Linked DNA regions of Mus musculus: region 1 is linked to region 2. A link is a loop called in an ENCODE intact Hi-C map of the cell type or tissue named here. Cell type or tissue: heart. All regions are shown on one strand. Links, peaks and the distances in the headings refer to the core of each region. The heading gives the core; the rest is flanking DNA.

What was found. Peaks named below come from ENCODE experiments on the same cell type or tissue, not always from the same donor. Only the 100,000 strongest peaks of a DNase experiment are listed, where the experiment ranks them.
Region 1: it touches region 2 in a loop (2.6-fold over the local background); 3 of 42 quality-filtered maps call a loop at or near these places.

The regions. Positions count from the first base shown.
Region 1 is chr5:114,019,340-114,035,229 of GRCm38, forward strand. Dao (D-amino acid oxidase) reads left to right here. Exons shown (of 11, transcript NM_010018.3): 8 at 586-668; 9 at 1,585-1,702; 10 at 4,489-4,587; 11 at 5,436-6,336. The coding sequence ends at 5,567. Svop (SV2 related protein) reads right to left here. Exons shown (of 16, transcript NM_026805.1): 12 at 15,814-15,890; 13 at 13,370-13,481; 14 at 12,222-12,303; 15 at 10,758-10,847; 16 at 7,574-9,125. The coding sequence ends at 8,919. Among named protein-coding and RNA genes, the nearest start is that of Dao, 24 kb to the left of the region's middle. In heart, for the core only: no CTCF peak of the experiment used is centred there; no DNase peak of the experiment used is centred there; H3K4me3 peaks cover 582 bases; H3K27me3 peaks cover 504 bases.
Region 2 is chr5:113,948,412-113,964,301 of GRCm38, forward strand. It overlaps Ssh1 (slingshot protein phosphatase 1), which reads right to left. Exons shown (of 15, transcript NM_198109.5): 6 at 12,939-13,007; 7 at 12,189-12,254; 8 at 10,303-10,497; 9 at 8,973-9,066; 10 at 7,307-7,435; 11 at 4,842-4,888; 12 at 3,468-3,614; 13 at 1,975-2,175. Among named protein-coding and RNA genes, the nearest start is that of Gm52826, 19 kb to the right of the region's middle. In heart, for the core only: CTCF peaks have their summits at 6,276 (motif pointing left) and 8,279 (motif pointing right); DNase peaks (open chromatin) are centred at 6,150, 7,100, 7,413 and 8,290; H3K4me3 peaks cover 359 bases; H3K27ac peaks cover 3,858 bases.

The DNA.
Region 1 (15,890 bases), core at 4,725-12,724, 71 kb after region 2:
TGAGTTACAAGAAAACAGAATCTTTATGAGGTGCTTATCAAGGGCCAGGTAAAGGCGCCTAAACACCTTTTTTTAGTTGATCAGTTAGTCTGTAGCACAGCCCTTTGAGATGGTCCTATCATATCACATCACCATCTTAACCAAAGCACAGAGATGTCAAATAACACATGCAAGGATGCAGCACAGAAAACAGTGAGCAGAGGGTTAGAACCCAGGTAAGCCAGCCTGTGGGAGTCACCGTTATCCTATGCCTCTTGTGCTATGTGGGGGTGTACACGCTTGCCATTTGTGGGCACACCAATGGGTGTGGCCATATGCATATACGGATGTGCATGCGTGTGTTTGTAGGTGTGCAGGGGTGTGTGTTCCTTGGGTGTCTGTTTGCTCTTTGAGCTCAGGTTTTCCTGTGGATATGTGGTGAGGGCATGGGATACTCCAGGGAGCATGGGAAGCTGCCAGGTGATCCTCCAGAAGTCCTAGGTCAGAGGGGTCACGAGAGAGCTGAGCACCGAGGGAGCAAGCAGAAGGGTAAACCGCTGACCTTGACCTCACTCCCTGACAAGATGCATCTGTCTTCACTAACAGGTGGAGGCCCCTTGGATTAAACACTTCATCCTCACCCATGATCCTAGCCTTGGTATCTACAACTCTCCGTACATCATCCCAGGGTAAAACTCCGACTGACCTAAGGTCATACAAGGGGCAACTTCATGGTGTCGTGACAGCCCATCCACCCAGCCGGTGTTTTTCTTCCAGGGTTTTATAAATAAGTTTAGGCAATGAAATCCCTGGATTGGCGAGATTTCGTCCTGATTAGACTTTACCTTGAACATTTCTTCTGGTAGCAGAAGTGGTAAGGCCAGGGCAAAGGGACTGAATACACAGGCAGTGACATCGAAAGTGGTTGGAATGTTGTAGAGGGCGTGGGAGAGCAATTGTTCATAATGTTGGTGGTGGCGACAGCGTTAGGGGATGGCAGGCTATTGGTGCTGAATTACGCCATTGTGGCAATGTTATCAGTGGGGAATGATAGTCCTGACAGGCACGGGGGTGTTTGAGTTCAAAGTCAAGGAGATCAACTAATCGATGGTGGTGGAGTGGGAACAGTATCCGCTATTGATGAAGACCAATCGGGTTTCTAGTGTGGCGGAGATGATGGTTTCAGAGCTGGTGATAGGCAGTATGGTGGTGTGGCGGTGTGCTGCCTGCCTTGGTGGTGATTTTATTGGCATGGTGGAGATGTCAAGCCGTGGTGATGTTGCTTTGGTGATAGAGACGGTGACAGGGTCGGTGTTGACATTGCTGGTGGTATCGAGGTGTTGATAGAGATGGTGGTACTGGTGATGATGGTGATGACAGGGATGGTGATGCTGGGGATAGTGACTGGGGGCGGGGGAGGCTGTGTGTGTGATGGAGACCTCAATGGGGGACCTCAGTGGGGTATGAGTGGGGTGTGTTTAGCAGGGGCGGCAATGCTGACAGGAGTGGGTGACTTGGAGGATGCGATAGTGAGGGAGAAGGAGAGGGAGAGACACCTCTGTCTGGAGGATTTCATTTTCCTAAGCCCTCTTTATTTTTATATAGTTCCAAGACAGTTACGCTCGGGGGTATATTCCAGCTGGGGAACTGGAGCGGGTTAAACAGCGTCCGTGACCACAATACCATTTGGAAGAGCTGCTGTAAACTGGAGCCCACCCTGAAGGTGGGGAAGGGGGGGTGCCCTCAGCCAGGGCAGTTTGGTCCTGATGGGAAGATACCTCCATAGAGATAAGTGGGCCAGTTAACCCCAGAGAGAGACTGGTATGTGGTACACAGTACATATACTGGGGTATACAGTAAACAGTACACAGATCAGGTGTCTTAGGGTTTTACTGCTGTGAAGAGACATCATGACCAAGGCAAGTCTTATAAAGGACAACATTTAATTAGGCCTGGCTTACACTTTCAGAGGTTCAGTCCATTATCATCAAGGTGGAAGCATGGCAGCATCCAGGCAGGCATGGTGCAGGAGGAGCTGAGAGTTCTTCATCTTCATCTGAAGGATGCTCGCCGAAGACTGGCATCCAGGCAGCTAGGTTGAGGGTCTTAAAGCCCACACCCACAGTGACATACCTATTCCAACAGGGTCACACCTACTCCAACAGAGCCACACCTCCTCCAACAGGGCCACATCCACTCCAACAGGGCCACACCCACTCCAACAAGGCCACACCTCCTCCAACAAGGCCACACCTACTCCAACAAGGCCATACATCCTAATGGTGTCACTCCCTGGCCCAAGCATACACAAACCATCACACTGGGTTATACAGTACACAGACTGGGGTACATAGTGTATGGTACACAATACACTGCAGCCCGTGAGAGTGCTTGGAAAGTCCTTGCTGTGCACTAATGCCACTCTCACTGGTCCTTCTGAGAGTGCCCCTCATAGGGTGGCTCTCAGTCCTCACAGAGAGCAGGTGTTCTTGCACGTGAGTCTGCATTTTCACATCTGCCTGATCTCAGTGACAAGAGCAGTGGGAAATGGTGTTGTGGTTGGTGGTGACCAAGTGCAGGGCTGGTGATGGTAACATGGTAACACCAGGACAGTGACTGGTGGTGGAGGCTGTCATTTCCATAGATGAACTAGCATATGGTGGCAGACAGTAAAGGATATGGCCCAGGTAGGTAAGACGCGCTGTGCAGCAGTTAGCTGGGTTTGGATCCCAGAAATCATGTAAAGACAGATACAGCAACCCACGTCTGTAATCCCCATGCACCTATGGGGTTGTGGAAGGTGGAGACCACGACTCGTCAGGCTTGCACTCCAGCCAGCCCAGCACACACAGTAGTGAGTAGAGCTTGTTTCAAACAAGGCAGAAGGTGAGGACTGATACCTAAGATTGTCCTCTGACCTTCATGTGCACACTGTAGCATGCACACACCTGCACAGGCACACTCATGCACGTATATACTTGCACACATATACACTTATACACACTCACACAAACCCACACATACACTCACACACAGTACACATACATATGCACTTATACATACACTTATATGAGCACATATACACACATACTAACATACAATACACATACATATTCTTATACACACACTCACACAAACCCACACATATACACTAACATACAATACACATACACATATACTTGTATACACACTCATGCACATATACACTTATACATACACTCATACAAACCCACACATACACACACACTAACACACATAACACACATTCATACACATTAACACACACTCACACAATACACATACATATACACTAACATACACTCACTCAACACATACATATGTGGGGCATTGGGCTATGCACAGATGGCCTGGTTCCAGTCGAGGCTAGATCTTGAACCCCTGGAGAACCTGATGGGTGGTAATTCTCACCGACATGGGACAGCAGGTGTTCAACCATGTCTCCTGGAACCTTGGCTCCTGTCAAAGTTACCGCCCCCTCAGTCTCCATAGGAGAAGCGTGGCTAACAGTCACATAGATGATGTCCCAAGCTTTTGACCTTCAGGCTAAACTCTTCTCCAGTTACCTAGCAACAGTAAAGATAACAGCCTACCATATGAGGGCCTGCTTGACCCCATCTCGCTCTCTTACTCTCTTTATTCTCTCCTCTCTCTCTTCTCTCCCTCTCTTCCTCTCTCTCCCACTTACTCTCTAGCCTTTCTTCTCTCTCTCCCTTTCCTCCTTCTCTCCTCTTGGCCATGGCCAATCTCTCTCTCTCTCTCTCTTACCTTCTCTCCTTTCTCCCTGCCTTTCTATAATAAAGCTCTAAAACCATAGACTGTCTCTGTTCATCAAGGCCTGCTGCGCTTACTCTTGCCTGTGTGGGAACCTCTCTTCCTCAGCCCTCTCTTTCAAAACCCCGGGGCTACAGGGTGTCTCTCCAGGGCCCCTGGTATCGGGAGCTGCCCCTTGTCCACCACCCCTTGTTGAGTGGGGTCAGTGGCTTAGGTGCCCACCTGGGGCCGAGTAGAAAGCGTCTGGCAGCCCTCTTGCATCCACCTGCCCAGAGCATAGAAGGAACTCTGGCTAGACGTGGGTTATCCTCCCCTCCTTCCCCTACACCCCCTTTTAGTTCCCACATATATATATATATATATATACACTTATACATACACAAACTCACATGTACACACATACTAACACACAATATACATACATATACACTTATACACACATTTATACTTACATACGCATTCACACATACCGATTCATATACACATTTACATTCACCCATACAGTCAACTCACACACACACAAACACACACACATACACACTCACACACTCACATATTTACACACTCACACTGTGGGATGACTGCTAACTTGTGATTAAATACTTTGGTGACTAGTACAGGAGGTAGCCATGAGATTCTAAAAGCTAACTCACAGTTGCTTAGAATGTCAGCCAGGACACAGTCTAGATAAAGGTGACACACTTTTTTTTTTCCCAGAATGCAAGAATTGTGGGTGAACTCACTGGCTTCCGGCCAGTCCGGCCTCAGGTCCGGCTAGAAAGAGAATGGCTTCATTTTGGATCTTCAAGTGCAGAGGTGTGTTGTGTCAGGGGAAGCGGTGTCCACCCTAGCTCCAGCAACAACAGCGTGGCCATTCCCCAGGAAAAGTCACATTGTGAGATCAGAGCTAGAGGTGGACACCCTCCCCTCTCCCTTTCCCCCACCTTCCTCCCCCCTTCCATAAATGGGGACACTGGAGACTTGAGATGGGAAAGGGCTGAGTAGAGAGACATGGTACTTTATGCCAGACCGCAGGGTAATACTCAACTTTTCAGGGTCTACTCTGAAGCCCTTTGGATAGGATTAGCTTTCTCAGTCCTAAGAGAAAAAAAAAAACCAAAAACCAAACAAACAAAAAAAAACCCCAGGACCTCCATTGGTGGTATTAGCAGCGTAAGCCAGACCACTGGTGAGGAGCTTTCTCCTCTTATCTCAGATAGGGGTGCATGGAAGGTATGTATGTGAATGTGTGTGCGTGTAGACAGGGGAGTGTGTAAAGATGATTGTGTGCATGTGTGGAAGGGGCTGTGTATGTCTCTACAAAGCTGAACGTGTGGAGGTGTGGCAGCGGACGGCTCTGACAGCAAGATTTTCTGGTCCTGCATTTCCTGTACTGATGGATGAAGCACCCGCACCTTTTAAGCAGAGTGTACGAGTGAAGTGACTCATCCTACACCTCATCCTACACCTACATCCTCAGACAGTGCCCTTAAGCTAGTCACAGGCCCTGCCCACCACCCCAGTAAGCCGCTGATGGAGCTCAGAACATCCCTGTTACCCAAGGCTCTATAGAAGGCCCCTGGTCTTCCTGTATAACAAAACTTTCCTGACCCCTCCCTGAGCTCCCTCCTGCACCTGGCCACCATCTCTCTTGTTTTTCCCAGGTCATCCACAACTATGGTCATGGAGGTTACGGGCTCACAATCCACTGGGGTTGTGCAATGGAGGCGGCCAACCTCTTCGGGAAAATTCTAGAGGAAAAGAAGTTGTCCAGGTTGCCTCCCTCCCACCTCTGAGGACTCTAGTGATCACCGTGTGCCCCAAGACGACACCCCCCCTTCGGCCAATGATATGTGATGCTCCTGGATGATGCTCTCTCCCCAGCCCCACCCCCAGCCACTCCCCAACCCACCCCGACCACTCCCCCAGCCCCGCCGGCCACTCCCCCAGCCCCACCCCTGGCTTCCTCTGGCAAAGGCATGAAGGGAGGAAATCTTGCTGCTCCTGCCACTCATCCACTGCTGCCTGGTCCTTCCAGTGCAGTGATTCTTGCTGGTCCTAACCAAGGCTTGGGTGAGATAGGCTGCGTGGTGCAATTCTTCTCAAGCCGTAGTGACTGTACTGAGGCTGGTGGTACCGGGTGGCAGGACCTGCGTTCAGACCTATAAGGAGTGGTCTGGATCTTTTGCTTAGAACTCTGACGAATGGTTCACAACACACTCCATGCGTATCTGTAGTGATGGGAGGAGGGGGTTAGGAGCAGGACGTTGGGGAGAGGAGGAGGAGTTGGAGGAGGAGCACTCCACTGGTCAACATTATTAAAACACTGGATATCCAAACTCTTCAGGATTGATCCTGAGACATGACTTCCCCTCATTCTCACCACCTCCAAGAACACTGTGGCCTTGAGGAGAGTTAATCTAGCTTGTATGTGTGAGAGGAGGGGAAAGGCAGGAGGGTATGGCTCAGGCCTTAGAGTAGGCTCTAAGGTGCTCTACCACTGAGTGGAACCCTGTCCTCTTGAGGTCTGAAATCAGAGAAACATATCACCTTGGACACAGTGAATATCTTCTTCCTAGCCTTTGTTAACATATTTGTCTATGTATGTGAGTGTGAGCATCCATGGTCATATGGATTGGGGACAGAGGACAACCCATAGACATCAGTTTTTTCCTTCCACTGTGTGGGATCCGGGGCTCGAACCCAGGTCATCAGGCTCAGCAGCAAGTACCTTAACCTACAGAGTCAGCTCAATGTTCTACCACCATTTTCTGAAATCCTCTTGCATGTGGAGAGAAACAGACAGCATTCCCACCAGTAAATGGAAGGTTCTGGAACACGGCTGCTTAAAATTAGGTCCCAGCCCCATTGCTGGGTTTCAGAGGTAAGGCAGTCTCTCTCTCTCTCTCTCTCTCTCTCTCTCTCTCTGTCTGTCTGTCTGTCTGTCTGTCTCCATCTTTTTTCTCCCTCTCTTTGTCTCTCTGTGCACATACGAGTGTGTGTTTCATTTTTGAGGGTGTCTCATGAGACTGTCTCCTCAAACTCAATACATTTCTGAGAATAACCTTGAACTTCAGACCCTCCTACTTCCACTTCCCAAGTACTAGGATTGCAGGTGTGTACTTAACTTTGAAAAAATAATGCTTCAAGAGTTCCTTTTTCTCTTGGGTAGAAATTATGCCCCTCTTCATGTAGCCCCTGGAGAACGCGCCCACCACACCACCCCTCAGTGTCTTTCCTACTGGATCTGGGTTGTTTGAGGATGAACACATGAAAAGAACCTGCTGGGGGAAGTGGGGGGGGAGGAAGAGGAGGGAGAAGAGGAGGAGAGGAGAAGCAGACGAGGCAAAGGGAAGACTGTTTCCTAGGAGAGCTGAACTGCCCAAGAATAACTTGAGACTCAAGAAAATGTGGCTGGGTGTGGTGGTACCCAGGGGAGGAAGATCAAGAGAATGTGGCTAGCTTGGGCTACACTGTGAAAGTCTGTCTCAAATATCAATAAAATAATGAGGAGGAAGAGGAGGAAAAGAAGGAGGAGGAGGAGGAGGAGAAAGAGAAGAAGAAGAAGAAGGAGGAGGAGGAGAAGAAGAAGAAGGAGAAGGAGAAATGTGGCTTTCAGAACAGGGTAAGGGGTGGACACCAAACTGTCCTCATGAAGAAGAGGCCACTGTATCTATATCCCATTAACAGAGTTGTCTCCTTTGAACTCAATGCTGCCCACCAGCCAGGCCATTGCACCTCCTAGAGAGGATGTTGTGTCAGAGTAATTCCTTAGATGGAACAAGTTAGTCGACTTTCAAGTAAACTGTCACTAGTGCACCGTGGCCAGTGACCAGATTTAAATCCCATAGTAATGTCCGTCACCAACGTTTTAATAAGAGATGAACAGCGCAGCGCACATTTGGCTTCCTTGCAATGTGTCCATTGAGCAGTGACCAGTTTCCTCCGGCCTTTAATGGGGCCTGGCGGTCTCCTTCCTCCCACTGCGAGTTTCCTTCCTGAATTTCAGAAGGCGGCTCATGTGTTCCGGAATCTGGGAGGATGCGTGGACAGCCCCAAGACAGACCTACCTACATCTTATCCTTCCTCCTCCTCTCTCTCTGAAAGGGAGATCCTTGTGCCAGGACAGACTCCCAGGGCCTGCCTCTGTAGGGCCAGCATTGCCCTCGACAGAAAGAAAGCAGAGGCAGACCCAGAGGGGGCAACAGGTTCCTGGTCCCAGGACTTAGTGATGCTTTGCCCTAGAGATCCCTCCTCAACCCATGCTGCCACCCACACAGGGCAAAGTCTGGAAGCCTGAGTAAACTGGGACTCGCCGTCTAGTAGGGCTGAGCGGGGAGCCCAGAAAGGCCTTAACTGCTCCAGGAGCGACTCTGGCTTCAGCCTCCCCATCGCCAGGCCTCAGTCTCCAAGTCAGGGAATGGGTTAACAACTTTCTGCGTCTGCTGCCTGGCGGGTATGTAGCTCTCCCCAGAAATATCACTGGACCCTCTGCAGCCAGAAACAGAGACTCCACAAGGGGCCAACAGGGGCTACTTGGCTCAAATTCCAAAGCACTTTCATTGGCCAGTTTCTACCCCCGCAGGTTGTGGAGAGGCATCTAGAGGGGCCCAGCCAAGGTAGCAGCAGGGGGTGGGGGTGAGGGAGTCTCAGGCTCCAGAAGAGCTGCTCCAGCCAGACACTAGCTAGCTTGCCTTAATTCCAAAGAATTCCTGAGGCCAGGGTGCAGGAGAAACATAACTGGACAAAATGGCGGGCGTCCCAGGGGTCTGGGCGGAGACTATCTATGGAGACCTTTGGGCAGTGGCTCTCCAAGGGTATGACTGGGTAGCAATGTGACATCTGCTCAGCTGGCTCTGAGCACCCTGGGACCCTCCCTCACTAGCAGCTTCCCCATGCAGATCCACGGTGATGTGCAGCCCATCCCCCACCACAGAGAACCCCCTGGAGTGAATGCTGCCCCATCTTCCTGGGGCGCATGACCCTCGATGATGAACATGGTCAAACACAGTGAAGACACAAAACCCTGTCGGTCCACATCGCCCTCTCGGGGGTGGGGGGGAAGTTCTTGATGTCGGCAGTGACCATAAGTGGCCCAGCTGGGCTCTGCCAGCTCTCTAGGCTCCAAGCTCAACTCCCAGGGGTCACTACTCCTGAGAGCCAGAGTCCGACCTGGGGACACCTGCGCTGTTTGTCCCTCGGCCAACCATCTCTTGGCCCCACTCCCGGTGGCTGGACTCCTGCAGTGCTCGGCCTTTGGTCTCTATGGGCAGAAAGCAGGAGGCCACGCCAGCCAGGAGGCAGCAGCCACTGTAGACAGCCAGGGTCAGGTACACGGAAGATTCCAGCATCACCTGCAGGGGGAAGAGGAGGGGAGATGCAGAAAGATAATAACGGCTTCTCAGAGCTGTGGGCAGCACGTATGGCACGTATGGGAGCACTCCACCCCCACCCCCAAAAGCATAGTTCCATAGTCCTCGCTCTAAGAGGCTGAAGTAGGAAGGATTGCTTGAGTTCAAGGACAGCCTGGGCTACAGAGTAAGGCCCATCTGACTTAAGATTCCCCACATCGCCAGGCATAGTGGGTGCCATCACCCCAGCGCTCAGGAGCAAGAGGATCCTAAGTCCAAGTTCTTGCTAAACACATAGTAAGAGTCTGTGTCAAAAACCCAAACCAACCCAACAAAAAAATCCAAAGTCATTGCTATGGTCTAGCCTGTGCCAAACTCCCCATCTGATGACAAAGGTCAGATTTCGGACAGGTCAGAGCTCTGTGCTCTGTCCCCGGGGGATCGGTATAGAGTGAAGACATCTAAAGAGACACATGCTGTCCTCCCTTGGGCTATCAGATTCTTTTGAGACAACAGTTCTCCAGAACTGGGAATTGGGATTGTGCCAGAAGTCTTGTGCCAGGAGGAAGAGGAGGTAGTGGGAGCCTGGTGCAGGTCAGAAGGAGCCTGTGCTCTGGGAAGAGATGACACAGAGTTCCGAGGGCTTACAGACTACCTATCAGCTGGTGCTGGTGGGAAGAGACACAGTGTGACGAGGACCACTGAGCTGTGTGAACATCTTTGCCTCTCTCTGCTTAAACCTAAATCTCACATCAGGACCCCAATGATGGACTTGGGGGAGGTCATCGGACCCCTTTATTGGTTTCTCTCCCCAGCATGGCTGTGGTGAGTGCCTGTCTGCTTTTCTTCTCTCTCCATCTTTTTAGTCGGCACACTGAGGATAGCTTGTTAGGATCCAGGCTTTGGCCCTGACAACTCGGGGGGGGGGGGGGACATTAGATGTAGAATGGACAACAATGCTGAGGATGGATGTCAGCACCCCAATTTGCTGAACCACCCAGAACGAGTAAATCTGCACAGACAGATTGCTGTTTGCTAGGGGTGGGAGCGAGCCCTAACGGATAGAGGGGCTTGGGGTGTGGTCATGAGACTGCTTTGGAGGTAGACAGAGTAGGGTGCACAGCATTGAGAGTGTGCGGATGCCGCTGAATGATCTGTTAGAACACAGCCCCTTCCGGTGCTGTTGGGAAGACCCTCGGAGACCCAGCTCCACGCCTCTGCAGTTTCTTCCCCCAGAAATGAGGTAACTCACCCAGATCATTCAGAACGGGAGACAGACACCCGTTTCGTTCTATTGCAAACTGGCGTGCGTTGCTTGTTTATGGGGGTTGATAGCTTAGCCCCCGAACTCTGCTCTCAAGTCTTCCTCTTAAGCCTCCCCAAACTAGTTGGGACCACCTGGCCATGCTACCCCACCAGTGTATGCAAATTACTCTGAGTCCTTTCTTTTCTGCTCAGGGAAGACTGAGCAACTTTGAATATTATTCCAGGCTTGTCTGAGTCCCTGCCTGTTGGCCTTGGGCCTTTTATTCTTCCGAGACACTGTTCCCTCCTGGGGTCAGTTGCTGGGAAATGCTGTCCGATCTATAGTCACAGCCGGCTGCTACCTGGATCTGTATCTGGGGCAACACTTGCCTGAGCTATGAACGGAGTAATGAGAGCGCCCACTCTCGCCATGCCGCTGCAGGTGCCCAAACCCAGCGCCCTCGTCGCCGTGGGATACACCTGGAATGTCAGGGTGTTAGTCGCAGGTCATGGGAAACTCAGGAACTCCTCACCCCTTCCCGCCCAGTACTGATGGGGTAATGCCCGTGGGCAGGATGGGAGCCAGGCAAAGGAGCTAAGAGGTTCCTCCAAGGCAGCGAGCATGAGGTTGGCTGTGGGCAGGAGCCCATTTACCTCCTCAGGTTTTGTTGCTGGGAGGTATTCCACAATGGATTTTCTTGTTAACAATGATGGGGGAGGGGTGTGTACAGAGGGCCTGCCTGTCATGGTCTGTCATAACAGAAAACAAAAAAACCTATGCGAACAGTTCAATAGCAATGGATGGATACCATGTATGATACACGACACACAGTTAATTACTGATGTATGTGTAATTGCCTAAGCATATGCTTGATACTCAATACAAAATGAATGTAGTACGAAGGGATTAGCACTTCAGCTGTGTGTGTGTATGTGTGTGTGTGTGTATTTGTTTGTTTTTCTGCTGGAGAACTTAGGGAACCTGACAATGACCTCTTTCCGGCATGTGCGACTTCAGCCACATCTTATGCTCCTTCCGCTCCTCCCGAGCTATCAGAAGCAGGGCACAGAAGGGCGCACTGCACTTCCTGGATATGCTGCTGTGAGCAACTTTGTATGCTGTGTGCATCCGTGCGTGCTTGCATGCACTTAGTGGCCAGAAGAGGGCGTCAGAGCCTCCGGAACTGGAGTTATAGGCAATCGAGAACCGCCCAAAGAGGGTGCTGGGAACCAAACTCAGTTCTGTGTGTGTTCATAACCACTGAGCAATCTCTCCAGCTCCTAGTCTGGGTTCTCAAAGGCTACACAGAAACCTATCACTCAGCTGGATCATCGCCTATTTAATTGGTTCTTCATGATCACCTATAGCCTTCCAGTTGAGGTTTAACCAGGCTCAAAAAAAGAAAAAAAAAATTGTTTTCAGTACTGGGGATCAACTCCAGGGCATTGAGCAAGAAAGGCAAACACTTCGGCTCAGCTCTCAGCTCACCAACACCTAGGAAGGCTGTCTCCAGAAAGGTAGGATGTGAGCTGCCCTGAATTCCGTTCACTTTAGCTCTATGCTCTTAGGCAGCCTCTGGAACTCTTACTCTGAGCTTAAAGCTTGTATGAGCAGGAAAAAAAAAAAAAAAGAGGGGAGGGAGATACAGGTGCCCGGACCCAAGAACCACTGAAATTCTGGGCAGACAGCATCCTCACCCCACCCCCACCTTCATTCCGTCCCCAGGCTCCACCCCTACCCCATGCCCCGCCTCCTACTCCTCACCCCACCCCATGCCCTAGGCCCCACCTCCCACGCACCACCTTCCACTCCCCACGCCCCACCCCCACCCCACTCTCAGGCACCTCTCCTACCTCAGGCGTGTAAACATAGGCTGCTTGGAAGCCTCCAGAAATAAACGCTCTGGCGATGAACAGTAAGAGGGTTAGCACATTTCTGGGGAGGAGAAAACAGCAGGAGAGAGGTAGGGGATTGTTTTGTGTCTGATTCTCTCTGCCATCCCACCTTCCCTGGAAGAACTGACACCTGAGTCTGCAGAGGTCCCCCCACCCCACCCCATCCTGGCCAGCACACCTGCACAGACACACCCCAAGCACTGCCATTGAAGATCAGCTCTTGCAGATAATTGGTCTCCATCAGGCACGCCCCCGCTGACAGACTGGAATGCCTGTGGTCCACAGCTGGGGTTGACTGAAGTCCCCAGCTGAGCCTCAGCGACAGAGCCCAGGCCTTGGGTTGTAGCAGGACAGTATTTGTCATTTTTAGACTACCCCAGATCCCCTATCCTTGGCTCTACTGCTCTTCTTGATAACCCAGAATACCAACTCTTCACAGACCAAGTTCCAGCCCCACCAGTGGCCCACTGATTCCCAGTCGGGATTGATCTGGGGCCCCTCAGGGATCACGTGTATATTCAGGGGCTCTTAGGAGTTGGAAAAGTCGAGAAATGAGTCTTCAGTATAGGGCCTGTTTGAAACAAGGTATCTTTCCATCAGACAAATCACCTTTAACACAACCTCTGTGGCCACTTTGTACTCTGGACTCCTTATATGGAACTTAAAGCTTGTATGAGGCTAAGAATGGCCCCCACAGGCTTATATATTCAAATGCTGGGTCATTAGGGAGTGGCTCTACTTGAGAAGGATTAGGAGGTGTGGCCTTGACTTCAAAAGTACAAAGCCTAGTCTTGCTTTCTCTTCCTGCTGCCAGCAGATGGAATGTAGAACGCTCAGCTCCTTCTCCAGCACCATGCCTGCCTGCCTGCCTGCCTGCCTGCCGCCATGTTTCCTGCCAGGATGATAATGGACTAAATCTCTGAAACTGTCAGCCAGCCCCAATTAAACTTTAACTCTAACCTTGAGGTTCTTAGAGACACATGGTCCCTTGCTGCCCTGGGCAGAGGCTTTGACCTTGAGCCTGACCCTCTGGCCCATCACGAGGTACCATGAGCCTAACTTAGTCCTGGTGAGGGTCTGGGGGCAGGGGTCCTCCTGACACCCACCTTCCAATGCAGATGAACAGCAGGAGGCTGCAGAGGGAGAAGATGATGAAACACAGAGCCATGGTCTTCTTGCGGCCCAGGCGGTCGATGACCCACAGAGTCACAAGGACACCTGCCAGGAGAGTAGGATGAGGTAGCCCAGCTGCTTCCTAATGACCCAACTCATGCCATCCTCTGCCCCTGAGAGTGGACCAGCCTGGAGAATCCATTAGCCCCAGGTTCTGGTCCAACTCAGCTTTCAGACATTCAGACTCTGGGCCAATGCCTGCTGCATCTCTGTGGGATTTGGTGAAGGGGACCTGGGAAGAGGCCACCCCCAGTTGCTGTGATTTACTCAGAGCAACCAGCAGACAAGTGTGTACTGTTTTAGGTCTCTAAGGGAAAGGATCATGGGTTAAAAGGCTACTGATACAGGCATTGACAGGAGCCTCAAGGATGGTGTCTGCTGCAACCAGGCAGCAGAACACCAGGGCTGAGACTCATACCTAGTTAGATCTAAGTCTTCTTGTTAATACTGAGTTGCCTTGTAACCTGGAGCTGGTCTTCTCTGAGCCTTGGTTTCTTTATCTATGTATGGTACTAGTAAAATGGTGCATCCTATTTCCATAGAGACAGCACAGCTTAGTACTTTTAATTGGTATATAATATAATATATTATTATTATATGATAATAATAATAATCATATTTTGAGAATATATTTATATATCTATTATTCGTCAAAGGGTCTTCTAAATTAAATACCATTGGCCACCTTTGATCCCAGCATTCAGGGTGTTGAGACAGGAAGATCTCTGTGATGTTGAGGCTGCCCTGGTCTACATAGTGAGTTTCAGGGTAGCCAAGACCACACAGTGAGACCTAGTCTCAAAAAGATAAAAGAAGCCAGGCAGTGGTGGTGCATGCCTTTCATCCCAGCACTCCGGAAGCAGAGTTCTGGTGGATCTCTGTGAGTTCGAGGCCAGCCTGCTGTACAGAGTGAGTTCCAGGATAACAAAGGCTACACAGAGAAACCCTGTCTCAAAAACAAACAAACAAATAAATAAAAAATGTTAGCAGAGCCCTATTTACCCACATTTAATTATTGCTTATTGGGTGTCAGGATCTATTCTAGAAAGGTGATGTGTGTTCTGAACAAAAGGAAACATAACAAGAAACAAAGAGTCTACATTTCAAAGCCGTCATGTCATGGGAAGCTAAAACCATCAAACAGGTGCTCTCCCTTCCTGATTCTACTGAGGGAGACATTTTAGAGTGGCTGTCAGTGGCACAGTTCTGAGCTCTGCCAGCAATTGGGACATTCAGTGTCTTAGGCAGATTCCTACATGGCCCTGGGACGAAGGTGTAAGTTCAAGGTGTTGTCTGTGGAGGTGACCCAGGCAAGATGGTGTATTGAGGACTCTGCCTGGCTTTGGGTGAGCAGAGAATAGTGAATGTGGAAAAATGGGAAGTGGTAGGAGGAGCCAAAGTGATGTTGGACTCCTTTCATTCCTTTTAATAGCATTGGTTCAGCACAGGATCTGAAATTGTCCTTCTCGGATGGGGAGGAAGCGGGGAATAAAGAAGGGAGGGAGGGAGGAAGCAGGGAGGAGGGAGAGGAAGGGAGGGAGGAGGCAGGGAGGAGAGAGAGGAAGGGAGGAAGGATGTTTAAGTTTGGAAGTTTGATGCCCCCCTTCCCACATATGTGGCATTTTCCAGTACATCTGGTGATTGGGGGAGGGTCCTCCGTGGCTCCGTCTCTCTACAAGACCTCAGCTGCTCCTTTGCTCTAGGCTACCCCTTCAGAATTGTTTATACAACAGCTTTCAGGAGCAAGGACATTGTCCCTCTGGAGCAATGACAGAGGACCTGGCAGCCGGTTACAAAGTCCTGTGCTGCTTCTTAAGCGCGAGGTTCCTTGGTGTCCTAGTTTTTTGGACATGGTTTGAGGGTGTGTGGCTAGGAATCACGTGCTTGGTCCTCAGTGTAGTGATGTCAAGATGGATAGTGGCTTCTTGTCGCTCCTTCCATGGGCCCTCTCTGCCATGCTACCTTCCATTAGGAGGTACTGGCCAGAGCAGAGCCAATGCTGGTTTCAGACCTGAGCACTAAGTCCACTTCTTTGTAAAGTACCTAACCTCAGGCATTTTGTTATAGTAACAGGAAAGAGTCCTGCACCGAAGGGGGGTGGGCGCCTCAACAGATCTTCTAGCTGCATCTTCCTTATCATGGATGCCTACTGCCCTTGCTACAGTGTCGAGCTGCAGTAAGGTTCTGTACACTGCCTTAGTCTTGCAACTGTGTGGCTGTTTGCTGCCACAGCCCAGGAGGTAGCCTGCATGCAGAGTCCTACCCTCCTGTCTCCACTGTTTTGTTTTGTTTTGTTTTGTTTTTTGTAATATGTAGCAAAGGGACATACTTATTTTGAATCCTGAACAGAGAGCCAGTTTCTCTGGCCTAGCCTCACCTGGGAACTCGGACAGGGTGGTCCACAGCAGGTCCATGTAATCCTCTTTGCTCAGGTACTCACAGGCCAAGCTGCAT
Region 2 (15,890 bases), core at 4,743-12,742:
CCTCCTGAGGGCTTCAGGGTAAAATCAACACTGGGGTGGGCGGGCTGAGATGGAGAAGCAACTACAGCAATGGCCACTGCCCCTCAACCCAGGGTCTTATTCATGTCACAGTGGGTTGCCTTATGTACTCCCCCCACTGACTGTAATTCAGGTTTACACTGTGCTGTTGTGGGCCTGCAGTACAGGAAGGTGGCAGGTGAACTTCCTGGTCAGACAACCTTCACTTTAGTTCCCTACGCTAAGGGACAGCAATGCCTAATTTCCCTCTTCCTCCAGCTGCCTGGAGACCGGACAGACACTCTGAAACAGTGTAACAGCCTCTGCAAAAATGGTTACAGGGCTTCTCCCAGCCTGTTCACTCCTGTAGGAGCACCCTTGCTTCCCCAAACTTGCCCAAGGAGCTGAAGGACTCCGCCTCTGGATTCCTTCCAACTCTACTTAGAAATAATCCAGGAGGCTGCTTGTACAGACTGGACACGGAGCTGGGAGAAACTGAGTCCTCGGATACTGGTACCTGCCTCAGCAGCGTGGGACCTCCAGGGAAACCCTTACAGCCCTGACAGGGGTCCCTGCAACAAGTGCTTTCTCTTGTGACAGTCAACACATGTGGGTGTCAACCTCTCTCCTGGCACACCTGAATTCACTGTGTGACAAGAGACAAATTAACCTGTCAGCGGTGCCTCCCTCTGCTCACTCGAAATACAAGAAGCTCACCAGGCAGTGGTGGCACACGCCTTTAATCCCAGCACTTTGGAGGCAGAGGCAGGAGGATCTCTGAGTTGGAGGCCAGCCTGGTCTACAGAGTGAGTTCCAGGACAGCCAGGGCTACATGGAGAAACCCTGTCTCCAAAACAAAACAAAACACGCCCCCCCCCAAAAAAACAAACCAACCTAAGCAGCTGAATTTTACTTTTCTGTGGGGAGCAGATTTATCAGCTGCATGTGTGAATGTATGGGAAGTCAGCCTGCACAGGACCTGTACTGATTGCTTGTGCATCCTTAGAGAGCCAGGCCAGTTTTTAAATTGAGGTAAGGGTGTCACCTGGACCACTTCTATCTACACAGCCTGGCAGGACAGGTCCCAGTACTGCGGCCCTGCCATCTCTGTAACTGTTCAGAATATACACTACTCACCAGTCTCTAATTGTCCGCCACCGTAGTCTCCGGAACTGTTCATGGTACAGAAGGAACACCATCCACCACTCTCTCTCTGTCCTTTCCCTGGCCTCTGGGAAGATCGCATTCTCCATCTCTAGGGACCTCATGCAAGCATGGGGACCACACAGTTTTTCCCGAGAGCCCCTAAGTTTGCTCGGAATATACTGCACGTCAGAATTGCCCTTTGATGGGGTAAGGAGATGGGACCTTGCTATATGGCAGGGCCAGCCTTGAACTTCCGAGTCCGGCAATTTCCTAGCTTTAGCTCCCTAAGCAGCCTCGCCCACAATCAGGAGCTCCTTCATCCAACTGCCTCTCTTTGTTTGTTGATCCATTCATCCACCAATAGACTGGTGGGTGTCTTCTGCCTTTGGGCTACTGTGAATAACCCCACCATTGACACAAACAACCTGGGACCCTGTCATTTCTAGTCTTCTGGGTGCACCCTTAACTTAGAAGATGGAACTGGGCTTCTGGGAGACTGCGGGGCTCATTTGTGGTGAATCAGACCAGTGGCCTCTTCAGCCTCGAGTTTGGCATAAAGCAGGTACTTAGGAAATGGAGACACTCAAGCCCACACCACATACCGGGACATGCCTTGGATGAGCAGTTAAGTACTGTCCCTCGCCCAGAGAGACAAGCTTTCTACATGTGCCAACAAAATCAAAACGGATCGCTCCTGGAAACCGCTAATCAGAGCCCAAACAATAGTTGTTTTTTACAAGCCAGCTCCCGGGAGGCTGGCTGCCAGTTGTGGGAGCTCCTGCCAGGCCTGGCCCGCGTCGTCTGCCAGCCTGTGTCTAGGTGCTCTCTCACCTTGCATCCAGGATGCCTTCGTACTCAGACAGCTGCCTCATAAAGCCTGCGTTGGGCCGAGTGATACTACGTTTCTGCTTCACGTAGTTATACGCTTTCTCCAGGGGCCAGCCGAACTCCTTCATGGCGTAGGCAATGACTGTGGACGCAGATCGGCTGACGCCCATCTTGCAATGGACCAGGCACTTGGAATGATTCCTTCTGTGGGGATTGAGAGTAAGGATTAATAGTCCCACCCCCCTGTTACCTCACGGCTCCAACCCTTCTCTGTCTTAGGTCTAACACACCTTCTACAGGAAATATCTTTGCCATGAGATCTACTAGCACACAATGGGAGAACAGATGAATCTGCATGGCCTGGCCCAGCTTTCCAATGCGTGCTGCAGGAAACCCAGAATCTCCTCTGTTGCCACCGGGATAGGTGAGGCTACCTACAGTGGCCTCCTGGGCAGCTCCTGGACAGTTAATGGGAGTTCTACAAAAGCCACTGAGCTTTGACAGCAGATGGAGGCCCTGAATGAGCTATTGTCGGGAACCAGGGCCAGCCAGAGAGACGAAAACGCTGCGCCCTGGGGAGAGAGAGCGAGCCTGGAGGCATGAGAGCAATCTGGCCAAGAGAGATCAGAGCCAGGGGGAAGATGGAGCCGATCTGCCACTTTTAAGAAGGCTGTGCTGGCCCAGGCGCAGCTGATTTACGAGATACACAAGGAACAGTGACCCTCTCCTTGCTGGGAAGGTGAAGGCATGCCAGGCTGGCAGAGGCTGCAGCCGGGAAGCTAGGGTGGGGCCTGGCAAGCTCCTGTTTCCTATACCAGGTTTACAATTCCAGCCCCCGCTCCCCTACCCCCTACTTCGCAGCTCTAAACTCACAGGCAAGGAGTCTGTGCTCTGGAAAAGCAAGAAAAAGTAGGGTTTGGTAAGGATACACCTTGTAGCTTTGACTGGGAGGTTTCTAAGTAAGAAGGTTTTTCTCCACAGCGCGGGAGTGGGAGTTGGGGAAAGGGGGTGGGCAGAGTCTTTGCTTTGAACGCCAATACAACAGCTGCTCCAAAGGAGAGTAAGGAGGGGCCCCAGGGCTGCCCTGTTCTACCCCATGGAACTACCCCAGGAGAGGATACAGCCTGCATTCCTTGGGGGAACTGTCCAAGAGCCCTAAGACCAGCATATACCGGCCCTTTCCTGGAGAGAGCGCCCCATTGGCTTTTGGGTATTGAAGCCTGGCTGGTGTCTGCACTGATGCTGAACACTGGATTCAATGTCACACTCAAGGGCAGGTGGAAGAGAACGTGAGGGCGCCCTATGGAGAGGGCTGATTGCTACTTGCCCACTTTAGTGCCTGGTGTTCTGTAGCTAAAACAAAGGTCCACCAGACAGTCCTACCTCCCCTAAGATCCTGTCTGCCCACTTCCACTGCGAGGTTAGCTTCCTTATCTGGCCCGCCACTCATTCCTGCCGCTGCCGTCCCTCCCAAGGCCGCCTTCCCACACACTTACTTCGCTTTGTTTATGAAATGATAAGCTTCATTCCAGTGGGCAAGAAGGTCTGTGGTCTCCTCATCGTACACGCGGATGTTATGGTACGCAAACAAGCCGGGGAAAAAATTGTCTATTTCTCTAGTGACATTTAAAATGTAGTCAACTCTGAAAAAGAAGCAAAGGGCCCAGAGAGCCAGCCAGAATGAGGAACAGGGAAAACAAAGTAACAAAAACCTGCGGACAGAAAGTCAAAGGATGTGCAGACCACAAGGCATGGCTTTGGGAGAGAGGTTTGTTTGTTTTTTTATTTTTGCTTAGTGGTCATTTTTGCAGGAGTTTTATTCATAGGACAAGAATGTCTTACTCGAAAATAACCCATGTCATATCAAAACCCCCTTACTTATTAATACATTCAAGACCAGCTTGGGTTATAGAGCAAGATACTGTCTTAAAAACCAAACCTCTGCTCTTAAAAGAGTTAAAAGGCAGACTGTGCCTTCTGTAACTCTTGTCCTATTTGAGAGCATCTGCTAACCCAGACTCCACAGCCTCCACCCTTAACCAGTACACTCATTTCCTGAAAACCAAAACAATTTTGGTAACTGGAAAGGGTCTCAAATAGCTTTCACCCTAAGTAACAACATCTCAAGAGAGTTCCCTGAATCATGCATTTATTCCCAGTAAGACGAAAGCGTGAGGTCTGACCGCACGCTGGCCAGGCACTCTGCTGGGGGGGTGGGGGGTGGTGGTGGATACCTCTGACCGGAAGTTCTAAGGATATACTTTTAAGCTCTGTTTAGTCTCAGTTTTCAACTGCAGTTGGTTCAAGAAGGCCAGCTTATCAGACCACAGAACGGTGGTTTTGTGACAGCTTCCTTGAAGGGCTTAGCTCAAAGGTTCACTCCTGCTACTGAGCACTTCTCAGAGACAGGCAAGTTCCTGCCCAGCGATGACTGTTCGGTCACGAGAAGATTCCCACCAAGAACCAAAGGATTACCAGGGGTGGCTCAGTTCTCAGAGTTGCTGACTCGATACAAGGCCAACAGGGGTGTGTGTGTGTGTGTGTGTCCATGCAATGGTTTGTTACAGTAACTCTCCAACAATGGTTTTCGGCAATTCTTCTGGGGAGTGGGGCTGTGGGAAGGAGCTCAGAGCCTGCCTAGGGCCAGGCTGTCCTACATTCCCCGGTGTGACTCAGCTGCTCCAAGACCCCCACAATCACCTAAGACTCCAGGAAGGATCTACAAATCATGGGTTACTGTGTGTAGTACTCTGAAGCACATGAGCCCCTCCAGCCACTGCAGAGACCGGACAGAGGCCATGAGGCGGGCAGGCCAAGGCAGTGGCTACCTACGCTGCCTGGAGAGATGGGGAAGACGGGAGCAGACTTACCCTGAGCCCTGCAGCTCCTCCAGATTGGATGCATTCCACTCGGAGCCCTGGGGGACAGATCATACAAAGCTCTGTGAGTGTTCACACTCCAGTCTCAGAGCTGCTTTCGGCACAGATGGGGGACGTGACAGTGGGGCCTCAGCCTCAGAGCAGAAGGAAGGATGGAAAAGAACCAGGAGAGGGAGAGGAAGGAGTCTAAGCAGGTTCCTGAGGCCCTTGGGCATCACTGAGGGTGACAGAGAGGAAACAGAGCCTTGTTGATCCCCCAACTTCAGAGACGTTTGCGTCATGTCCCCCAGTCTTCTTATTCTGCCATGGGCATAGCCCACTGTGTCGTCCTCACCATTAGATACAGAAGGAACCCTGGGTCCCTTTCCTGGTAGGTATTTGATACTTTAAAAGTTCCCAGAGAAACCCTGTCTCAAAAAATAAATAAATAAAAATAAAAATAAAAAGTTCCCACCCTCTGACGCGGTAATTATGAATTTCAAACAGTGCTCCCAGGAACTAGTAACACAAATGACCACAGATCCCAATGATGGGCACTTCAAAATAAACCATCCCACTACACAGGAGGCAGAGGCAAGAAGATTGCCATGAGTAAAATAATCATCACGGTGGTGCAAGTAGGCGACACTCAAAGAAAAAACCAAGACAAACAAACAAACAAACAAACCAGAGAGACAAAGTCTACTTGGAACAGCACAGGCGCAGCCTCCTCTTTCTACACAGGCATCAGAGAAAGCCAGTGTGGGGCCCACGTTCCAATTCTAGCCCTATAAGAAACTGAACAACAGGGGCTGGAGAGATGGCTCAGTGGGTAAGAGCACTGACTGCTCTTCCGAAGGTCCTGAGTTCAAATCCCAACAACCACATAGCGGCTTACAACCATCTGGTGCCCTCTTCTGGTGCATCTGAAGACAGCTACAGTGTACTTATGTATAATAATAAAAGAAGAAAAAAAAAACTGAACAACAAACTAACAGCAAAATGCTGTGGGTGACAACCTCCCTGTGGGAGCTGGAAATATTTTTTTTCTCCTTTAAAATGATTTGTTTCTAAGTCTGTAGCTGTCTGACTGGATACATGGATACACTGTATCATTAAAAACGTCTCTATTTCTAGTCAAGGAGCACCGAATAGAAACACAAACAGCAACCAGGGATGCTCTTGAAAATGCAGCCACCTCAGTCCTGGCAAGGCCATCCCTGTCTCCATATCTCCGTCTCCTTGCCTGCCAACTTCCTCTCCCGAGCTTCCCAGGTCATCTGGGGCTCAGGGTTTGATCATCAAGCAACGTGAGCTGGATTTTCACATCTCAGGGGCAGCCTCGTGCATAAAATTCCTTTACTATCACTCATGGAAAGACTTCACAAGCGCCACAAAGGCTGTGAGTCCTTTGGCTGTGACCGCCACCTAGTGGACAGAGTGGAGGAGGCGGCTTTTCACTGTTCTCAGGGAGGCCAGCCAGCACACACATACCCTCTCTGCCTTTTCAAGTTATTCAAACCCAGACTCTCACATCTCAGTGGATATAGCCTGAGACCTGTACATGCAGGGAGAGTCACATAAAAACAAGAACATAAAAATCTATACATTCAATGCTCAGGAGGCAGAGGCAGAGGATCACAAACTCTAGGCTAGCCTGAGCTACAGAGTGAGCTTGTCTCAAAACCTACTTAAAGCACACACACACACGTGTGTGTGTATGTATACATATGTATGTATGTATGTATGTATGTATACACAAACATCTATTTATGAAGACTGAAGTTTCCCCTCAGTGGCTAACGCCATCGTCCTTCAATTCCCGTAAGGAGACACTTTCTCTTCTAGCCAGTTATGGCCCACAACCAGGCCTACAGAACCTGCGCTTGCAGGCTCCAGAATGCACTTCACTTAGTCATCCTAACCGCTCTATGAAGGAAGAGACAAGTTGACTCAGTAGAGTGGGAGGGCACAGGGCAGGAAGTTGGCCTTGATGTTTTGTTTTTGTTTTTGTTTTTTTTTTCCCTTTCTTCCTTTTTGTTTTTTCCAGACAGGGTTTCTCTGTGTAGCCCTGGCTGGCCTGGAACTCACTGGCCTTGAACTCAGAGATCCACCTGCCTCTGCCTTCCAAGTATGGGGATTAAAGGCATTCGCCACCACTGCCCTGCTTTGGCTGGGTCTTTCCATTCAACTTCATGATCTCCTAGCTAATTTTAGCAACCTGCTTGCCTCTGAAGATTGGCCAGTTGCCTTCTACGGATATTTACGGTCTGGAGACACCAAGCACAGGAGACGTGGGGGGAGGGGAAGAGTGCATCCTTCAGTGGGCTCAGAGAGGAACAAGTAAGCTACCTTTGTTTCTGGTAGGTGCTAAGGCACAGCCTCATCTGGGTTGTACGTGTCTCTGAGCATGGTCCCCAATCCAAGTCCCAAAATTAGGCCCCCAAACCCGGTCCCACTAGAGCTAGGCTTCTTACAAGATAAAGATGGTCAAAGATGAGGGAGGGCTTGTCCATCTGGCCCAGGATGAGCAGCATCTCGTTATCGATGAATTCCTTGAACTCCTTCAGGTTGCAGTTCATTTGCTTCTCCAGCTCATTTCGGATCTGTGGGCGGGACAGACAGGAGTGATGTGGGGTGGAGCCTATCAGAAGTGATCTGCTCCAACAGGAGCCCACTTCAGCACAGGCATGAAGCCACAGGGGGAACTGTGTGACTGGTTTACAAAAGAGTGTGAGTTTGTCCTCATTTTCTTTGGCCCAGGGTGATGCGTTTAGACACGGGTAGCACATCTGTGTGGGTTTCCGGAGTTCAGTCACTCCACCTCCAACTTAACCCAGCAGGAGGAAGTCCGTTGTCCTCAACAAAGAAATCTGTTTTTTCCTAAGGTTTTTTTTTTTTTTTTTCTATCGAGTTTAAAACACAGGTTTACAATTAAGCACCAAATATACTGCAGTGAGAAGGTAAAGTCGCTCCCCTGTAGGAGAAGGCACCACAGCGTGATTTTTAAAAAAGTACTAACCAGTGAAAGACCTGGAAGATTTAAGGCTGAGGTAGGAATTTGAGTTTGAGGTCAGCCTGGGGGGCCACAAGGTGAGTTCCAGGTCAGTATGAACTATAGAGGAAGACCCCGACTCAAAAATACCCCACACTAACAAACAACAAATAAATGGGCATTTCTCATGTTGCCACATTCCCAGCCCCAGTTAAGTATATAAATAAATAAATATAAACCAAAAACTATATATTTTTAAGATTTTTGTTTTATAAGGCAGGGTCTCACAATGGTAGCCCTGGCTAGCCTGGAACTCAATATGTAGATAACAATGTCCTTGAAGTCAGAGAACTTCTGTCCTGGTCCTAGGATTAAAGGTGTGTGTGCCCCAATGCCTGGCTTCTAGATTCGGTTGAGTGTATGCAGTGCACCATGTGCCTGCAATGCCCGCAGGGGCCAGAAGAGGGCGCCAGATCTCCTGGAGAGGGTTTTAGCAGTGAGCTACCATGAAGGCACCGGGTATGGATCTCAGGTGATCTGAAGGAGCAGCCAGTACTCCTAACCTAGGGGCCATCTCTCCAGCTCCCACAACATCTTTTACTATATTTATTATTATTATTATTATTATTATTGACAAAGGAAAAACTGACCAAGGAGAAATTGAAAAGGCATAGGGAAAAGCCTGAGGTTTACATCCCCTGTCCAGCACAAGGCCGAGGGGACACACAAATGCAGCGAGGGGACACACAAATGCAGTAGAGGACGCAGAAGACTTGAGGTTCCTTGGAGGAACCCAAGGACCTTCTACAGCTGTCCCCAGGGCTCAGGGAGGGCAGTCGAGCTGCCTATGGTCTTTTGCAATCAGACTAAAGCCAAACTCTAAGCCTGGGCCCTCCACAGACTTGGTACCACGGCAGAGCAAAGTGTGGGGGAGCCTCCAGGGTGCACAATAAATGCACACATAAAAAACCCAAGAGATCGTGAGCCTGCCTCTGTGGTGAAGACAAACTCACGTGTGTGTGTGTGTGTGTGTGTGTGTGTGTGTGTGTGTGTGCCTCCTATGGGCTGAGGGTTGGGGAAGCAGGGAGGGAGGGGAAGGGGAAGGGAAGGGTTAGGGGGCGAGGTAGGCGAGGGGGAGGGTGTCTTACTTCCTTAGAAGTCACATTTTCAAGGTCCTGGCTCATCATGATGCTCCGGAGTTTGGCTTTAATGAGGCGCTCAGTTCTTTCGCCCTCGGTTGGCCTAGGAGGAAAAGGTATAGGAAGCCGCTATACATTTAAACATCTATACTATATATGTATGTGTGTGTGTGTGTGTGTGTATATATATATATATATATATAGAGAGAGAGAGAGAGAGAGAGAGAGGAGCCCCCCCCCACGACCCCTCACGTCCTCACGGGTCTGACAGTGGCTTGCCCAGGTACAGGGTATTGTGGGTGTGTGTTCAGTGTGAGCAGACAGAGAAGACCCATCTACAGCCCCACAGGAGGAGTCAGTGGGTAGGGGACTCGCTCTCCGCATAGACCACCTATGGTAACTGCCAACAAACAGCACGGGCTGTCAGTCTCCATCTGACACTTCTACCTGGGGCCATCGCTGCATCCTCATCAAGTCCTCCCATGAAATCAAAGTCTGTGCACTCTGCATGTCTATATGCCAGTCCTGCTAATCAATTAACTCCCGGGACCATGGAGTGAAGACCTGGACAGTCAGTCCACTCCCCCTGCTGACTTCAAATGCCTCAATCGGCCACCATCCTTCCATCTCTTCTCATGGCCTCTTGGTTGTGTCTGGTCATCTGAGCAACTCTTAAAACCAGTATCGCGTTGCAGCAGACACCTCACTCTGAGGGAATGGAAGAGTGTGGCCTCAGGTCACTCTCAGTGCTGTGAAGGCAGACACAGCCCTCTGGATCCAGATACCCATGACGGCAGACTCTGCATCCACAATTCTAAGTAAACTTAGGATTGGCAACCTAAAGGGACAAGGCTTAGGCAGAGCATAAATGGGAGCAGGGTGGCATGTTCCTGTGGTGAGCGTATGAAGTGGGGAACTGCTCCCCACAAATGCACACATGGAGTGTATTGTGCATGCGCGTGCGGGCACACACACACACACACACACACACACACCCCTTTTAGAGCAGTGGTTCTCAACCTGTGGGTCACGACCCCTGTAGGAGGGTGACGTCAAAAGACCCTTTCACTGGGGATGCCTAAGACCATTGGAAAACTCAAATATTCACAACAGTAGCAAAGTTACAGTTATGAAATAAATTCATGGCTGGGGGTCACCACAATGTGAGGAACTGTATTGAAGGGTCACAGCATTAGAAAGGTTGAGAAACTCTGGCCCACAGGCACAGGTTCAGGTTAAACCTGTTCTGGAAGGGGGTTCTCAGTCAAGGGGCTGTGAGGGAAGCCAGACCCTGAGAGGGAGCAGTGTTGATCAGTGTGGGAGGAGCCTCAGCACCTACTTGTCCACAAACAGCGCGGGGGAGTCGGGCCGCGTGGACTCCAGGTCCTGCATGGCATTCCACTCATTGATGCAGCTCTGCTCCGAGCTGATGCAGCTCTCATAGTAGGTGGCCCAGATGAGCGCCACTCCTCCTGGGAAGTAGTTATGCCTCCGGGCCACTTCGCAGGCCTTGTGAAGCACTTGCAGGGCAGACCTGGGAGGCAGGAAGGAGAGAGGAACTCAGGATGGGACCTGTCCACAGGGGGGGGGGGGGGAGGGAGCGCAAGAGGGCGCAAGGCGGCTTGGGTTCTGTAGCGGTGGAAAGGCAATTCAGAAATGGCTCCCTCTTGGAGGCTCTGCTAGCGAGGTGTGTGAGGGACACACAGTAGCTAGAAACAACTGTCAACTCCCAGAGGCTGTATCAATTAAGCTCGCAGGCAGACAGGATATCCCTCACCGTTTCCAAAGGAATAAACAGTCGCCAGCAGCAGACCCCATCCCATAGCCCCTAACTCTCCCAAGCTGGTTGGGTCACATTCCAGCAACCAACTCTAAAGCCTTCAGGTCTGTAGGCAGGGCTGTACTGCAGGCGTCTAATGGCAGGAAAGGTCTTTAAGGAACAGCAGGGGCTCCTGAGTGCACTGCTGACCTGCGCCTCAGTGTGTAACATCTTGGGGGAGGGGAGGAGGGGGCTTTACAATATGTAAGCTTTATTTAGTTAGCCACTTTTATTTCTTTTGACAAAACAACAACAACAACAAAAAAAACAACTCAAAGCTGAGAATTTCTCAGGGAATGGGCTGCTGAGGGATGCAAAGGCACAGGCAAAAGGGTCCCCCTGTCGTCGTGTCCCTCCCCCCCCCCCGCCCCAAAGGGAGGTGAGAGCTCCTAGGATGTCCATGTCCCTCAGACACAGCAAAACAGCCCAACTGTCCTTAATTCTATCTGTCCCACCATCCTGGCAGGATGAGGAAATAAACTTGAGCCAAGTGTTTATTAAATTCAGTTTTGGTTCCTAAGAATTTAAAAAAAAAAAAAAAAGAAAGAAAGAAAAGAAAAGTGGATAAAACCAACCACGGCTGCCACAAACGATAATAATTAATAATGATAGTAACAACTTGGCCACAGCGATTATCCACTGGGGGCATCACCTGCGGGTCAGAACGCAGACTTCCTCAGCCCCGCCCACCTCAAATGGCCCTGATGAGCCCAGCCTAGAGTAGCAGAGAAGAGGAGCCCAGCACTAGCCAGGTAGCCTGTGAGTGAGCGAGCTCTCCCCTCCCTGGACAAGAGCAGTTGTTTGGAAACACGCTCATCTTAGCTGGAAGTTTTTCTTCCTTTATCCCAGCTCTTCTGTTTAGCCCGAGGGAGTGAACAGCTTTGAACACTTCAGTGTGACACTGGGTCTACAAACACGCTGAGCTATACCTACAGTGTATAGTGTGAGTGTGTGGCCCCAGGCTGGACACACCCATGAGAGAGCTGTAAGAGGAGGCTGGTCCAGGAAGCTGCGGCAGTGCCAAGTTCAGCCACCATAGAGGGTCATGCAACCTTCCCTGGGATCCTGGCCCTTCAGCTGGTGTGCTGTGGCCTGACCACCAAGAGAATAGCAGCCCAGCTTGCTTGCTTGCTTGCTTTCTCTTTTTTTCTTTCTTGTTTTTTTTGTTTTTGTTTTTGTTTTTTTTCCGAGACAGGGTTTCTCTGTGTAGCCCTGGCTGTCCTGGAACTCACTTTGTAGACCAGGCTGGCCTCGAACTCAGAAATCCACCTGCCTCTGCCTCCCAAGTGCTGGGATTAAAGGGTGCACCACCACCGCCTGGCTACAACTGGCTTTTCTATTCATTCTGTCGAGTAGAGAATACCTCTAATGAGTTCAAAGCTCCCCCCGCCCCCAAACACACTCACCACATGGCCTGGACAGACACTGGCTTGAATATGTGCATCCTGCCCGCTGTGCTCACACTGAACCCGCTGAGGATGGAAAACAGGCGATGAAGTGAGAGCTGAAGCTTCAGTCAAGTCACTCGGACTCTGGATTCAGTCCCTCCCCAGACTTGGGACCAGCAGGTTTTCTGCTGTCCAACAAGGGCAACCTGGAGTTTTGCTGTCTGCCAGGTGCATCCTTAGTACCCCAAAAGTGAATTACCCATAGTGCCCCCCTCATCTGTGCACTCTGGGCCACAGCCCCGGAAGAGTCTTGAGTACTCAATAAAGCAAGTAGATCCCATAGGGACAGACGTGTGTGTGTGTGTGTGTGTGTGTGTGTGTGTGACACCCCTGCAGTGACACTCCCTGAAGAATACCCAGAACGGGCCTGACCACACAGGGACACACCACTGAAGTGATCAGTCTGCCACACAAGATTATTCAAAGGTCTGGACTCTATTGGTGCTTTGGGGTACAGGGAAATGGTAAGTATATAAAACATTTGTTTTATGTGTATGCCTGCACAACTGTGTACCAAGTGTGTGCCTGTCGCACACAGAGGCCAACAGAGGGTGTAGGGTCTCCTGGAACTGCAGACAGGAGGTTGTGAGCTGCCATGTGGGTGCAAGGAACCAAACCCACAACTTCTGCAAGAGCAGCTAGTGCTCTGAGCGCCCACGCCATCTCTCCAGCCCCCCCAGAAAAGAATTTTTCAAAGTGTGTCCATACCCGTCCCCATCGAGGTGAATCTTGGTGTCGCTCCAGAGTCGAAGAACCATTCCGATCGTGCAGCTTTTGCTAAGTGGGAAAGAGAAGATGTCCGAGTTCGTGTCTGCCCCTGTGCAGGCAGGCTTCCCTCTGTCTCTTCACCACCTGCTGGCCTGGCATCAGCTGTGGGAGCTATGGTGGGGAAGGGCTCCCATCCTGTCTGGGCACTGTCCCACTCACGGCTGGATTCTAGAGGACACAGGCCTGGGGTGGCCGTTACTCCACAACTACAGAAGCTCTTGGGGTACCGAGGACCAGCAGCTGATCTCAGTGCCCCTCCCCCCACCGCAGTGGGGTGACCTGGTAGAGTGTCACACCCAACTGCAGACAAGTAATCAATGACAGCCCATACCAGGCTTTTGTCCTGGGTAACAGGAGATGGGAGGACCCCAAAGCTCCACTGCTCACTCAGACTCCTGTCTGTCTGTCTGTCTGTCTGTCTGGTCTCCCTTTTGTACTGCTGCCACTTCACAAACTAGTTCAATCCGGTTCTGTCTTGCCCACCCTAACGGTGAGCTGATACATTGGCGCCACTGTAACAGAGCCTTATCAGAGGGTCCCTCAGATGGTGAGGAAACTCTTGTGGCATTTAAGAACTGGCTCTTGAGAAACCGAGGTGATAGTGCCCGAGCAACACCACAGCCCTCAGGAATTTCTATCTTTGCCTTGAGGGTTACAGGCTCTGGGCGCAGGGGTAGTTGTGTGGGAGGGAAGGTAGGAGGGAGGGTAGGAGGGTGGAGGGGGTTTAATGTTATTCCCTCCTGTGCCCGGGTGACTCCCACTCCAGAGATAGTGTCTACCTCGTGCTATCCTGCCTTTCAGTATGCGAGGGAAAGGAAGTTTTAAGGTGGTAGTTTTCAACCTGTGGGTCGGGACCTCAAAGACCATTGGAAAACACCCGATATTTATGTTATGGTTCATTAACAGTAGCAAAAATCACAGTTACAAAGTAGCAATGAAAATCATTTTCTGGTTGGGGGTCACCACAACAGGAGGTGCTACATATATGGATGGGTTGTAGCATTAGGAAGGCTGTGAACCACTGGTTTAAGGCTTCTAGGTTAAACTAGAATAAGCCTCTGGGCTGGCAAATTCCCTGCTTTCGCTCTTGCTGGTCTATGCAGCATCTGCGACTAGCTCTACTCTCTCGATGGAGATGTGTGCTGAGCCTCACAGAGCTGGCCTCTTTTAGACACAGCAATAGGGAAGAAGCTGGTGACTAGGACACTAGTGAACTGATGTCTCTGAAGGACTAGGGTCTGGTACACTCGTTTATGACCATGACAAAGAATAATTTCATGAATTCACGACCACCTCCATGGCTGTCATTACCATGTAATGACATTCCCGTAGAACTCATAATGAAGTTAGACAGTGAAGAAGGCGGGCCGGGGGGGGGGGGGGGGGAGGGAATAACAAACAGGAAGTGGGGTTAGGAAAACTGCATCTTCACGGGTGACAAATGATGCTGAAGGGGCAGGGTGGGAGCAACTGTGGGGGAGGGGAGCAGGCTGTAAGTCCCTGTGGCCAAGAACAAAGAAGCTAGCTGAACCTGAGCCGGCCTGGAGGTGCAAGCATGCGTAGAACCCGCTTTGGTAGAGCTTTACACATTTGATAAAAAAAAAAAAAAACTGATGGGCAGAGGGTGGTACACACACTCCCGGTGTTCAAAGCATACCTGAACCAAAGCAAGAGCTAACTTCAGATCAGTCCCAAGGCCTAAGGAGAAGTCTGGAGTCACCATAGCTTCAACAGACTTTCTACATGGTCCCTGTATGTTCCCTCTCTGGGAACTCATAAGAATATTTGGGGGGGGGTTGTCAACATGTACTAAAGCCCCTAAAGCCCAAAAATCTCATGGTCAAAATTTAGGAAAACAGACAGAGTCTCCCTATGTTGCTGGGGAGTCCCAGGTAGAATATGAGTCTGGTGCTCAAGGGTCGTGAAGGCCAGTTCTGTCCTGAGCCACCCCTCCCCGATGAGATGCCCCCTTGGAGAACATGCATCCCAGTTGCCTCCATGCCCATGGCAGAAAAGGAAGTCAGTTACTCGCCGATCTCTCAATCTCCTATTTTTCTTAAATTTTACTTTAATTGCTTACTTATATGTACAGATGTTTTGTCTGCACACCAGCAGGGGGCATCGGATCCCACGGGACTATGGTTATAGGCCATTGGGAGCAGCCATGCGCTGGGAATTGAACTCGGGGCCTCTGGACAAGCAGCCATTGCTCTAACCTACAACTGCCCTGGGGTTGGCCCAGCAGCCAGGCTGTGGCTCTAGCACAGGGTCTCAATAGGGAGACACTGGCCTGAGTGTAGAACTCGCAGCAGAGTGGAGACGACCACAGGGACAGAGGGACCCAGGAGAAACAAAGCCAGGAGGCTGAGGGGTGGGGAGGAAGAGCAGGACATATCAAAGTGGGCGGGAACGAGGGTGCAAGCCCATAAGAGTTCAGCTAGATGCATGAACCTGGGTGCAAATGAACATGAGTAATGACCTTCTATGGCCTTGGACTGCACCAACAGGTCACATCTCTTGTACTGTACTCCTGTCACATGAGTGGGCCAACAAGTGCACACAGGATAAGCCCCAGAATGAGTGAATAAGCAAAGGTCACGCAGGAGAACTGCAAACACCAGGAGAGAGACACGGGATGTTCTCCAGCACTGTTGCCTCCGGTCCCAAGAAGCCACTCTTGGACTCCACCCTTGTGCCACAGAACAGAGCATCACAGTGACAGCCAGGTATCAGTAGTAAGAACTCCACCCGGGAGGACCAGGACACTGGCCCCTGGGATTCTAGACATTTCTCCCTCCCCTGGCTGCATACGATCCTGGGAGATGCTGGAGTCTACTGGAGCCAACACTGACTGTAAGGGGACTCCATAACACTGCCCAGGACAAACTGAGT